Linked DNA regions of Homo sapiens: region 1 is linked to region 2. Evidence: chromatin contacts called from ENCODE Hi-C or POLR2A ChIA-PET data. All regions are on one chromosome and are shown on one strand. Each heading gives the region's core, a stretch centred on a gene start or an enhancer-like site at or near the end of the contact. The rest is flanking DNA. Distances are from core to core; before and after follow the strand shown. Region 1 holds the start of AEBP2 (AE binding protein 2). Region 2 holds the start of PLEKHA5 (pleckstrin homology domain containing A5).

The links. Hi-C counts contacts between places; a loop is a spot of excess contacts on that map. ChIA-PET counts read pairs that join two places held with the same protein, here RNA polymerase II (POLR2A). Pooled maps may share reads with other maps.
Region 1: a map of CD4-positive, alpha-beta memory T cell shows a loop between it and region 2 (6-fold over the local background). The contact joins the promoter of AEBP2 here to the promoter of PLEKHA5 in region 2. A Hi-C loop is called at or near these places in 4 of 168 maps with a recorded cell type or tissue (CD4-positive, alpha-beta memory T cell, CD8-positive, alpha-beta T cell, chondrocyte and 1 more) and 15 of 50 pooled maps. POLR2A ChIA-PET finds 5 or more read pairs at or near these places in 1 of 52 experiments (CD8-positive, alpha-beta memory T cell).

The regions. Positions count from the first base shown.
Region 1 is chr12:19,434,308-19,440,981 of GRCh38, forward strand. AEBP2 (AE binding protein 2) reads left to right here and starts at 5,185. Exons shown (of 8, transcript NM_153207.5): 1 at 5,185-6,063. The coding sequence starts at 5,393. RefSeq lists enhancers at 263-362, 6,273-6,322, 6,353-6,442 and silencers at 5,053-5,302, 5,363-5,512, 5,523-5,622.
Region 2 is chr12:19,128,219-19,134,893 of GRCh38, forward strand. PLEKHA5 (pleckstrin homology domain containing A5) reads left to right here and starts at 1,515. Exons shown (of 32, transcript NM_001256470.2): 1 at 1,515-1,670; 2 at 1,833-1,912; 3 at 4,175-4,232. The coding sequence starts at 1,582.

The sequences.
Region 1 (6,674 bases), core at 3,935-6,434, 310 kb after region 2:
GGGTTACAGGCATGTGCCACCATGCCTGGCTAATTTTGTATTTGTAGTAGAAATGGGGTTTCTCCATGTTGGTCAGGCTGGTCTTGAACTCCCGACCTCAGGTGATCCACTCGCCTTGGCCTCCCAAAGTGCTGGGATTACAGGCGTAAGCCACTGTGCCTGGCCCTTAGATTAGTAATTTTATGCAGACATAAAACTGCTCTGTCAAGTTGTTATAAAAGTTTATAAAAGTTTATGAAAGCTACTTTTAGTACCTATGTAGCTACAAACCGGGAATGCACAGTTTATGAATGGGTACTGAGCTGGGGAATGACTTTGGTCCTCAGGATCATCAAACCTGTCACCTGATGCTGCCAAAAGAAACTGTCACACAGAGGTTCTGCTCTAGTTCAACACTTCAGTTATTTAAATTTTGAGAGTGAAATAATGACATCCTGTCACTGTGGTTATGGAGGAGTGTGGCCTTGTTCTAAGGAGATGCATGCAGAGCAGTGATGTCTGCAACTAAACCAAGAGGAAGACAGGGAAACTCTCCAGTGATGGGAAACACAATTTTCTGCAAAATGCCAATTCCGAGACAGTTCATTTTAGTCTTCAAGTATAAATACCACAGCTAAAATATTCGTTTGTGGCTTTGATACTTGCCATTTCCATGTGTCTAATCTCCATTCACTTTTGACACTTTTTTTTTCCCTTAATAAATCCTTCACTGGAACTTTTCACACTTTTCATCCTATCTCCTATATATTAGATTCTACAGATGTACAATATAATCTAATCATATCATACCTTTATTAAAATATCTTAGTACATACCTGTCAGAACTTTTTTTTTTTTTTTGAGACAAAGTCTCACTCTGTCACCCAGGCTGAAGTGCAGTGGTGCTTGGCTTACTGAAAGCCTGGACCTCCCTAGGCTCAGGTGATCCTCCCACCTCAGCCTCCCATAGCTGTGTGCCACCATGACTGGCTAATTTTTTTTTTTTTTTCTTGAGACGGTGTCATGCTCCGTCACCCAGGCTGGAGTGCAGTGGCGCAATTTCGGCTCACTGCAACCTCCACCTCCCGGGTTCAAGTGATTCTCCTGTGCCTGGCTAATTTTTTTATTTTTTGTAGAGATAGGGTTTCACCTTGTTGGCCAGGCTGGCCTTGAACTCGTAACCTCAAGTGATTTGTCTGTCTCAGCTCTCCACAGTGCTGGATTACAGGCATGAGCCACTGTGACTGGTCCCCAACATCAACTTTTTATTCATGTCCTTCTTCAATCTAATATTTAACTATTTTTAGCTTTCTTGCCATGATTTCTTATGGTTAATTAACCTTGTCATGAATAAATGTTGATGCTTTTCCGTATATTGCTTCTCAGTTTGAGTTCCCCAACACAGAATTCTGTTCGCTCTTCAAAATCCAGCTCAAATTAATGAAACCAGATATAGTTATTGTATGTCTTACTATACACTTTGTCGAAATCCTACATTTTTCATGAAGCTTTCCTTGATTAACTCGGCCAAACATGAACCATAATCTCCAGGGCTTAACACAGTGTCTGGCACATACATTTGTTGGGGCTCAGAAAATGATACCCCAAAGTATGGTGCTTTGGCATGCTGAGTACTTTTGTCAGAGGTGTTCGAACCACAGCGACTCGCATCGTGAATACGGGATGGGTAAAATAAGGCTGAAACCTACTGGGCTGCATTCCCAGGAGGTTAGGCATTCTAAGTTAGGATAAGATAGCAGGTCAGCACAAGATACAGGTCACAAACTCCTTGCTGGTAAAAGGATGTGGTAAAGAAGCTGACCAAAACACACAAAAACCAAGATGCGATGTAAGTGACCTCTGGTCATCGTAGCTACTCATTATGTGCTAATTATAATACATTAGCATGCTAAGAGACAACTCCCACCAGTGCCTTGACAGTTTACAAATGCCATGCCAATGTCGGGAAGTTACCCTATCGTCTAAAAAATGGAGAAACCCTCATTTCCAGGAACTGCCCACCCTTTTCCTGGAAAACTCATGAATAATCTACCCCTTGTTTAGCGTATAATCAGGAGATGACCATAAAAGTGGCCAGCCAGAAGCCCTCAGTGCTGCTCTGTCTATGGAGTAGCCATTCTTTTATTCCTTTACTTTCTTAATAAACTTGCTTTCACTTTACTGTATGGACTTACCCCAAATTCTTTCTTGTGTGAGGTCCAAGAACCCTCTCCTGGGGTCGGGATCGGGGCCCCTTTCTGGTAACACTTTGTGTTTTCTTTTGTTTTCTTTTCTTTTTTCTTTTTTTTTTGGGGGGGGGATAAGGTCTTACTCTATTGCCCAAACTGGAGTGCAATGGCTCTTGATCACTCACAGTTCACTGCAGCCTCAATCTCCTGGCTCAAGCTGTCCTCCCACCTCAGCCTCCCAAGTAGCTGGGACTACAGGTGCACACCACCACACCTGGCTAGTTAACAACAAAAAAAAGTGTTTTGTAGCGATGGAGTTTCATCCCATTGCTCAGGCTGGTCTCGAACTCCTGGGCTCAAGTGATCCCCCTGCTTCAGTTTCCCAAAGTGCTGGGATTACAAGAGTGAGCCACTGCACCTGGCCCCCATGCTGAGTACTTTGAACTAAAGGAGATTGGAAAGCCTGAGAAGCAAAGTCTCTCACTGAACCTCTGTCCTGCTGTCTCCTATCCCTGTTACTCACCCTAGGCTAGTCATATAAACCAGAACTCCTTTCCCCACAAAGTAAGCCATGAAACGAAGAAAGGTCACTCTCTGCCTTCTCATTTGAAGACTCTCATTCCAGAGAAGTCTGCTCTATACCTGGGTGTGGAAGGAATGCTACACAGAGAGGTCAAGACGAATCTGGACAGGCCTTGCTGGGTTTCCACACTCAGTCTATTACTATTAGTTCATTCTCTTTTTGTACAATCACATTTCTACATGGATGTCCACTCTGTTGAATCTAGGCATACAAATGGACAGCTTTCTCTGGGTCTTTACTTCTGAAGGCTCCTGTGTCACATAAGACTTCCATTAAATTAATTTGTTACACTTTTCTCTTGTTAACCTGTCTTTTGTTGTAGAAGTGTTGGCCATGACCCTTATGATGGGTGAGGAAAGGTATGGAGTGCAGTGGCATGATCATGGCTCACTGCAGCCTCAACCTCCAGGGCTCAAGTGAACCTCCCACTTCAGCCTCCTGAGTAGCTGGGACTACAGGTGTGCCGTAGAGACAGGGTCTCGCTATTTTACCCAGGCTGGTCTCAAACTCCTGGGCTCAAGTGAGCCTCCTACTTTGGCCTCCCAAAGTGCTGGGATTACAGGTATAAGCCACCCTGCCGGCCTTCTGATAGTTTTTAATTTACAGTTTACAGTGTATTTCACTTTAATACATTCCTTATCTAAGATTGCCTTTGAGGTTTAAAATGTTGGAAGTTAATACCTTACATTGTATGTGCCTCTGAAGGTATCTGTAAATGATGTCCCATGTTATTATTTTTGCATTCCCTTAGAGGCAACATTTTATATAACAGTTGTCCAAAGGCCTAAGGCAGAGGATGTAATACTGGGTACTCACGGTATATGACGACTTTCCCAAATGGGAAATGAGCATGGAGGCTCTGTTTTCAGGCAGTCAGTTCTATCCTCATTTTCCTTGAGTAGAAGCATCCCTAAAATTGGCCTGAAAATGTGTCCTTGGGTCAGGGTGTAATGTGGGCTCTTTTCCAGTCTCCTTTCTTCCAATGACCTCTTCCCTACTTTACAAAAGAAAGGCATAATTCTTCCTCATGCTAAATCTTAGTAAGGTGCAATACCCGGTTATGCAAAAACCTCCAGGACACCAAAGAAAGGCACAATTGACTGGTGAATAAGAATGGGGTAACACATCCTTTCACAAGTCAGGTGGTTTTCAGTTGCTTGCTTTCAACAAGTTGAAAGAGAACCTAATCAGAGTTGTCAGCTGACAGATCATTAAAAGTATTTTTTCTTTGTTAGATCTTTATGCGATTTTTGGGCATATAATGCGAAAGGCATTCAAAGAATTGTGTGGCATTACTATAACAAAACTCCATTCATTCTCATCTGCTTTTTTTATGCGAACAAGTTTTCTCAACACTTATATCCATGGAATTGAAAACTTGGAATAGAACTGATGCTGAACTATTTCTCAAAAAAATCCATCCACTGAAGGTCATAATGTATATTAGAAAAAAGTCCACCCAAGTTCATTTCTGCAAGATGCATTGCCAATAAAATTTTGCTTTTGTGTTTAGTACTTACAAACATTTGAAATAGATTTGTTTTGATCGGTTGAAATAAGAGCTTTATGATCACAGAAAATATAAAAAACAACCCAGATACTTCAATTTATGTTCACATTTTTATTACAAGTAAGACGATCAAAATAGTTCAAATATAAAATATATTACTAGGATAAAATTCTAGAGGAGATATGCAACGTCAATATGAGTTCCAGAAAACAATATTTGGAAATTGTATTTTCCAAACTGTATTTTAAAAAAATGGATATTAGTGGGTGTTAAATCCCTATGGTATTTAGAATCCATTGGCTATACAGTATTTAAACAATGCGACAGATGAAATATTTATAAGCCGGAAAAATGTAGCTGTCATTCTAAACTGTATAAGAACATACACAGCTTTACGAAATTGTTTTAGAAGGCTCATGAAGTAAAAAGTTTGAGGACCCTGAACCAAGATGTTTGCTCTGGGTTCAGGATGTCAACATCTCCAGGGGTATTCAAACATAGGGTGTATTAAAACCTGTCGCCCTGTGTTGCGCATAAAAATTTAGTACCTTACACCGTAGTGTTTTAATTTTTGCCCATTTTAAACCGCTCTCTTCGTAGACTGTAGGCTCGTTCTATTCCTGGCTCAGCTCCTGTACAGAGGGGACACTCCTCAAACACCCCCGGAATGAATGAGTTTATCGTGAGAACTCGGAAGGCTGCTAAAATCCCCGGCCAGCGTTGGAGTTTTCAGTCCGCGTGTCCCTGGGCTTCGAAGCCCGGCAGGGCGTGGGAAGGCCCCGAGGAAACGCTGAGCACTTGCAGGCGCCGGGGCGGGGGCGGGGGCGGGCACTGGGCAGCGGGGCGGGCGCCGGGCGGGGGCGGGGGCGCAGAACCCGCAGCCGGGGGAGGTGCTGCCTCGTGCCGCCGCGCAGGCGCGCAGCAGTCTCCGTGTGAGTGCGCGTAGTCGCGCGCCTGTCCCCGCGCGGGCTCCGTAGCGCGTGTGCAGGCTGACGCAGCTCGCGGGCCCTCCTCCTGCTCTGCAGCGGCGTCGGCGGAGTTTTGGGCGTTTGGGAGGGGGGCGAGGGAGAGAGAGTCGAGAGAGGGAGGCGGCGGTGGGGAGGAGGAGGAGGAGGAGGAGCAGGCGCCGCCATGGCCGCCGCTATCACCGACATGGCCGACCTGGAGGAGCTCTCCCGCCTGAGCCCTCTGCCCCCCGGCAGCCCGGGTTCGGCGGCGCGGGGCCGGGCTGAGCCCCCCGAGGAGGAGGAGGAAGAGGAGGAGGAGGAAGAGGAGGCGGAGGCCGAGGCGGTGGCGGCGCTGCTGCTGAACGGCGGCAGCGGTGGGGGCGGCGGAGGCGGCGGCGGAGGAGTGGGGGGCGGCGAGGCAGAGACGATGTCGGAGCCGAGCCCCGAGAGCGCCAGCCAGGCCGGGGAGGACGAAGACGAGGAGGAGGACGACGAGGAGGAGGAAGATGAGAGCAGCAGCAGCGGCGGGGGTGAGGAGGAGAGTAGCGCCGAGAGCCTGGTGGGCAGCAGCGGCGGGAGCAGCAGCGACGAGACCCGCTCGTTGAGCCCCGGCGCCGCCAGCAGCAGCAGCGGGGATGGGGACGGCAAGGAGGGCCTGGAGGAGCCCAAGGGACCGCGGGGCAGCCAGGGCGGCGGCGGGGGCGGCAGCAGTAGCAGCAGCGTAGTCTCCAGCGGCGGCGACGAGGGCTACGGGACTGGGGGAGGCGGAAGCAGCGCGACCTCCGGGGGCCGGCGGGGCAGCTTGGAGATGTCGTCGGATGGGGAACCCCTGAGCCGCATGGACTCGGAGGACAGGTCAGTGCTCTGAAGCGTTTCCCCTTCCCTTCCTCCTCTTGAACTCCCGGGCCCCTCAGAGGGGGACCAAGGCGACGTTTTGCCGCGATCCCCCTGCTCCCCGAATCCTCGGCCCCTCCCCCAGACTCTCAACTCGGAAATCTCTCGCCGTCGCCGCCGCGCCCCTCTCGCAGCGCATCGCGGCTTCCAACTCTCAAACCGTTCCCCCCCAACTCTCCTTTCCCCGCCCTCTTTCCCCTCGGCGCTTCGCTCCTCACGGACCTCAGGACGGCTCTAACTCGGAAACAGTCCCCAAACGGGCCCAGATCCTCTGGCGGAGCAGAAGAGGGCCTTGATGTACACACGTCGGTACTCAAGGTTAGCTTCTTCCAACCGTGTTCGGGAACACTTGTCAGAACTACAATTGACAAGTGTTTCCAATATGGCTGGTCTCGCCTGGATTTAACAGAACTTCCTTGTCCATGGGAGAGACCCCAGCTATCACTTTTCTCTACTTAAACAAAAAAAGGACTGTTCTTTTATATTAAATCATTGCCTCCCAAATCCCTCATTTGTAGTCAGTCATGTGGTCTCCAACGTGATTTTAACAATCTTTTCTATTTGTTTTGGGA
Region 2 (6,675 bases), core at 265-2,764:
TCGTTTCTAGCTTTTCATTTAAAGTAAGGGACATGCAACTCTTCCTTTCACTTGGTCACTTAAAGGGCATTGTAGGGTTACTGGTTGGCCTAATTTCAATATTAGGCCATTATTATTAGACAATTATTAGTGTTTCATTTCAGGGAATATGGAGGCCCAAGATGAAGCAGAGAGACAGAGGAACAGCTGGTTGGTGGAGCAGTCAGAACACACACATTTATTAAGTCCCTGTCTTACATGGGCTCAGTTCATGGTGCCCTCAAAACAATTTCAACAGTAACATCAAAGATCACTGATTACAGATCACTATAACAGGTACAATAATGAAAAAGTTTGAAAGATTGCAAGAATTACCAAAATGTGCCACAGAGACATGTAGTGAGCAAATGCTGTTGAAAAACGGTGCTAGGACTTGCTTAATGCAGAGTTGCCACAAACCTTCAATTTGTAAGATGTGAAAGATCTGCAAACAGCAATAAAGTGAATCGCAGTAAAACAAAGTGGGCTTGTACAGCAAGGAGGTTATACAAATATACTTTTGAAATCCTACAGCCAGTTTGAATCCAGGCTTTGGCAGTTATTACTATGACTGGGCAAACTACTGTGTTTTTAAACTTCATTTTTCCTATCTGTAAAATGGGGATTTTTTATAGATTGTGTGTGTGTGTGTATATATACACACACACACACACATATATATATATACACACATATATATATAGTTGTTGTGAAGATTTAAAAATGTACACCGTCACAAGGACTCCATAAAATAAGCTATTATTGTAATCTATTGGAGACAGGGCAAGTAAAAATCCACACTGATGTTAAGTGAATCTTTAAAAACAAGTACCAGAAAAAGACGAGTTTTTATTTTATAAGATATGACCTAAGGGGCCTAGGAAGAGAAAAAACTTGTTTTGTCAAGTCTAAATCCACTCATATTTCATGGGGCCACGTATCACGTCCAACCTTTGATATCTGGCACACAACAAACAAACAGGAAAGGCCTTTCGTGTGCTTTAATAAAAACAGCTTTCCATTTTAAAACGATAAATATATTGGAAAAATCTGTTGGCTCTCCAACAGCTCTTATAAAACAAAGCTCAGACGCTGTGTTTTTGTTGTTTGAAAGAGAGAAATCAGGGGCTTGGGCATTATTAGGCTCCCTTTGATCGCGCCCTGGGATGGGAAGCCTTCGGGCAAAGCCCTGGGGGCAGGACGCGTTTTTTTTTTTTTTTTTTTTTTTTTTTAATCGATCCCGGAACCTTCGCGCGGCGGAGGGGGCGGGCGCGCCGCAGGGGCCCGAGGGAGGGGTCTGGGGCGCGGCGCCGCTTGCCCATCCCCCGAGCGCGCGGCGGGGCGGCCGGCCGGCGGCCGCCGGGATGCGGAGGGGCGGCGACGGGGGCCGGACCCTGCCGGGGCGGCGGGGCGGGCACCGCCCGAGGGGGTAGGGCGCGCGCGGGGGCGCGCCGGGCCGGGGAGGCGCGCTCGCTCCGCGCTCCCTTCGCTCGCTCGTTCCCTCCTCCCTCGGCAGCCGCGGCGGCAGCAGGAGAAGGCGGCGGCGGCGGCTAGGGATCAGACATGGCGGCGGATCTGAACCTGGAGTGGATCTCCCTGCCCCGGTCCTGGACTTACGGGATCACCAGGGGCGGCCGAGTCTTCTTCATCAAGTAAAGAGCCGGGGACGGCACGGGGGCCCGCGGGGGCGGGAGGGCAGGAGGCGGGCGGCTGGCGACACGGGGGAGAGCCCGGGTCTGTGCTCCTGCAGCCCCTCGGCTCGCCCCCGCGTCCCCTCTCACGCTCCGTGTCTGCCCCTTCTCTCACCCCTGCAGCGAGGAGGCCAAGAGCACCACCTGGCTGCACCCCGTCACCGGCGAGGCGGTGGTCACCGGACACCGGCGGCAGAGCACAGGTAACGCCGGGCCCAAACGGAGTTGGGCTCCGCCTGGAGGAGGCGGCAGAGCCCGGGCCGCCCGGCTCCCCGCAACCTGCCCCGCGCCGCGGGCCCCGGGAGGCGGCGAGGCGGGGCGGAGGCCGGGCGGGAGCGGCCGCAGGTAGAGGGGCCACGGGGACTCCGCCGCCGGGAGTTCTCTCCAGTCTCGGGGCGCCTCTTTCTCCTCAGCCTTTCATCAGCACTTGGAGACGGCGCCCTCTTCCTGCGCCTTCTCCCCCCATCCCAGCCTAGACGACCCTCGCGACCCTAGAGTGGCGACGCTCCCCTCCCTGAAACCTGGAGTCCTGAGTTTTTCCTCCGCGGCCGCTACTCACTCCCCGGTGACCCCCAGCTGCCGTCTTGCCCCCCAGCAATCTTCAGGCAGTCCTTACCCACTCCCCTCCCTGCAGCCCCGGACCCCGATCGCCCGCCGGGATAACGTAACCACATCCTCCCCCTCCTCCCAGGAGCGCTGCCTCCTGCCGTGCAGCTTCCTCCTCCTAGGTGGGACTTGTGGGTAGGTGGCTGATGAAGGAGGAGGAGGAGGAGGAGAGGAGTTCGGGGGTGCTGCGATCCTCTCTGTGACAGGGAACGGCTCGGGAAACGCTTGGCGCGTTCCCTCCTGCCACGGGAGGAGCAGCCGGAGCCGGAGGAGGCGTTCGCAGCCTCAGTTGCTGGCGATCCGGATCTAAAGTCCCCGCCAGCCGCACGGAGGTTGCACAGACTGCCAGGAGGCGGTGGGCGTGCGAGGGGGTGTCCCGTATGGGGGCACCCGGGCCCTGTTTGGAGGGAGTCCGTGGGGAAGCGGCTCTCTCGGGTGGCTTTGGGAGCTTGTTTGAATGCTAAGTGTGAGTGGAGCTGGAAAAGGCTCCTCGTAGTTTCTGTACTGGTCTGGGTTTCTTTTATCATTCTTTGTTTACATTCGTGACTTGTTTGTCTTTGAAATGTAACATGTGTTCTCTTACTGGCCTGCCTCTAGTCCTGGTGATTGGAAAGGCTTGAGAGCAGTTTGGGTCGAAGGCGAGGCCAGTTTCAGCAGTCCTCAGAGCTGGCCTCTGGGGTACATTCTCTCGGACTCTGACATTCCGTGAATCTGTTAAAGTTGCCAGGATATTGAACAAACCTGCCTCTCTGTGAAATGCTGGAGTTCACTGAAGTGACTAATGTCTCCAAATTTGCAAAAAGGTGGAGGAAGAAAGGAAAGGCTGGTGTAGCAAGCATGATGAGCTTACATTTTTAAGGCATTTCTGACTAATACACTATCATGTTTCTCAATTCCCCGGTGCAGGCTTTTGCTTCAATATACCTTTCTGGTGTTTTACACGCATATTCCAACTTTGATGGCCTCTTTGCTTTTATGGATAATGATAGATTTATTTCATGAAAGACGATATGACATTTAAATTATTTAGACTAATTATCCTATGGAATTATGAGTGATATAAATAAGTGTCCTAGTTAACCCCACAGATTTGGTAACATTCACGCCACAGAAAAATTTTATTCTTTTATGTGATTTCACTTTTTTTTTTTTCTGGTTTGGTTTTACTTTGCTTGGACTCTGGTTTTGTACACACATCGGTTGTTTTTACTTCCAAGAGGCATTTTGATGAAATCCAAACAACTTGTCATTAATAATAATATGTAGCACATAATGACCATTGTTCACCTGAATCATCCCCAACTTTACTACTTGAAACTTCACGTCTCTTAGTCAAATTTTTAGAAACACACACGGAAGTATTCGGTGTCATTTCTTTTCCATTAATTAAGTAGTTAGGAAGTTCTGCCTTCTTTTTGGTGACACTTCCTAGATGGATTCATTTGTGTAGCTGAAAAATACGGTCTTAAATAGACACAATATACCCAAGAAGAGGCAGGCGTTGCCTGTTATACCCAGCTTTTTTTTTTGCTAGTCATTCATGAGTGTTCCACCTGGGATGAGAAGGCTTCCCTTTGCTTTCTTGGGTGCCAGAACATAGTTCCTCTCCACCCTAATATATTACAGTGTGTGCTCAGGTCAGATAATCTCTAATATTATGGTTACTTTTCTGGTGGCTCTAAATTTGAATTGCTGTTTTTCAAAAAATGATATCTGTTGTATTGCCAGCTCAACACTTTTTTTGTTAGTAATCTACTTAATTAAAACAGCTAATAAATGAAAATGGATAATTAAAATGGATTGAGACTTATTTTGCTATCATTGAAGTAATACTAATTGTAATATATGTATTGTTTTAGATTTGCCTACTGGCTGGGAAGAAGCATATACTTTTGAAGGTGCAAGATACTATATAAAGTGAGTTTTTTGACTTTCATTTTTTTCCTTCGTAATTAGAATGCTGTGATTACTCCTCAGCTGAATAGTTGTATGTCCAGTCTTGATCATGATTTTCTGAAGTTTATCATATAATGGTGACTGTATTCTTTATTTTGTATAGTGTCAGAATTTTGAGAGAAGAAAATGGCACTCTTACTTTTCTAATGTTATTTGCCTGGAATATTCATCGATTCATTGATTTGGAAATTAGATCATTTATGGCCACTTTTAAAAATAATTTTGTATCTTCGTTTTTTTCTTTTGGAATCGTCCAGCTTCATCAGAATATGACCACAATTACCTTTTTTTTTTTTTTTTTTTGGTGCTTCTGTGTATATTCCTGGGTAATAGAGGATTATTGGTCATTAGCTATGTGGTACTTAAAGTTTTGATCTTTGATTATCTGTGCTGAGAGATAACAAACAAAAAAAAATCTGAGTTACGTGAACATCTTTTTTTTTTTTTTTTTTTTAGTGAACCTTGTTCATGTATATTTTGACCAGGGCTGTTTATAGGTAGCAAAAGTGATGTAAAGCTAGGCACAATTTGATAAACAATGACGGTCAGGGAGTAAAAATAGAAATAGTTACTGAATATTTCATGAGCATATATTGGAGCATTGTTTGTATTTTTGCCTCAGTTTATTTAAATATGTCTAAGTCAAGATGTTTTATTGATATGTTTGTTTAAAAAAGGCTTTTAGTAGAGCTTGAGAGAAAAGATGACCAGTCAGTCCCAATCTTAAAACCAGTTCTTTAGAATATTAAACTAATTTATGTTCAAACTTAATAACTTAGTACTACTTGGAGACAAATACAAAGCTGGAGGTCAACATCATGTAGGAAAAATTTTAATCCCCCAACGAAAAATATGGGTGGTTTTGTCTTTTTATTTTTATATTAGAAACTATTTACCTAAGAGTTTGTTTTTATTGTTTAACCTTATTTGTTCTTTAATTTTAATAAACTGAGACATGAAAGAGAATGCTGAAATGCCAAACTGGGTTAAGACTTCAGTAGTTTATAAACAATAACAGATACCTAGCTAAAGTTACCTTTATTTCATTGAGCCTAGAAAGTTATTTTTACTGTGACATTTTTAAGATCATGTTATACTTCCAGTAAATTATAATTACCTGTATGGTTCTTTAATCTTTTAGAAAGATACTTAGATAAAACGTCAAGGGCTTTTTTATAAGTATTAGGAATGCTTGCTTTTGGATGTAGAAATAGAGAAAGCAGAAGATACAGGAATGGAATAGTTTCATGGTATGGTCTTTCTGTGAATATTTTTGGGTGAAATCTTTTCTTTGGAGATTATACTATACATTATTAGATGGCCTAAAAAAATACTTGAGTGAAATGCAGTCATCAAATGTTTTTCTATTGGTTATTTCCATCCTAAATTAAAGTGAGTTGATATTGCCACGAAAAGGGATACTTCTTTTCTTGTCAAGCTAGTAGTATGGTATATGTGAAGAAAAACAGTTTTTTCATTTCAGGTCATTTATTCAATGTAATTTTGACTACTGTACATTAAGCCTAGCTCATCTTATAAAAACAGAGGTAACATTTCAATTTTCAATAACATTTTAATTTCTTTGCGTGCATTCTTGGATGAATGTTTATTTGATAGTACAAAATCTTATTCTGTGTGGGCTGAGTATGTATGTTTTAATTTAGAACTAAGCTGTTAGGAAGACATTGAGTGAGTTTCTTTTGTTTTACGAGCCATTTTGATTAGGTTTTCTTTTATGTTTACTTAAACAAATTAGAATTTTATTTGAGTGCCATGTCTAATGCCTAAGTAGGTTTCTCTGGAAAATTAAGACAATATTAAGAAAGCTATAATAATTTTACTTTAAAGACATTTTTAAACTTGTAGGTTTTAATCATTTTGGTATTCATAGCCAGTAATTGTGTCCAAAAGTAGCAATAAATAACTTATAATATTATGGAAGTAATTTCTCCTAAAATTGAGCATAGTGTTGCATATCACTCATTAAACTTTTAAAAAAACTAACCATTGATAAATATATGATGTACTGAATGTTAGGTGCTACTGCTTTATCTTCTGGGTAATGTCAGAAGACTAATTTCTTTTAAGGTTAGTTAAATCCCTAATGTGCACTGTAATTTCCTAGAAACTTTTTACTTGTTTGTATTGTTATTTATCATTCTAATAGGATAGGGGCACTACTTTTATCTTAAACTTTACAATTTAGAGTACCTTCACATACATTATTCATTCATGAAGTAGTCAGAGTTACTACTCCCATTGTCACACACATAATAAAACAGCAGAAACATGCCTTTGGAACTTACAGTTTGCAAAGACAGCAGGATGAGAAACCCCAGGAACATAAACTATATTTAGAATATTCAGAGTGGAGGAAAAGATAGGAGTCTGAAGTAGGAAAGTG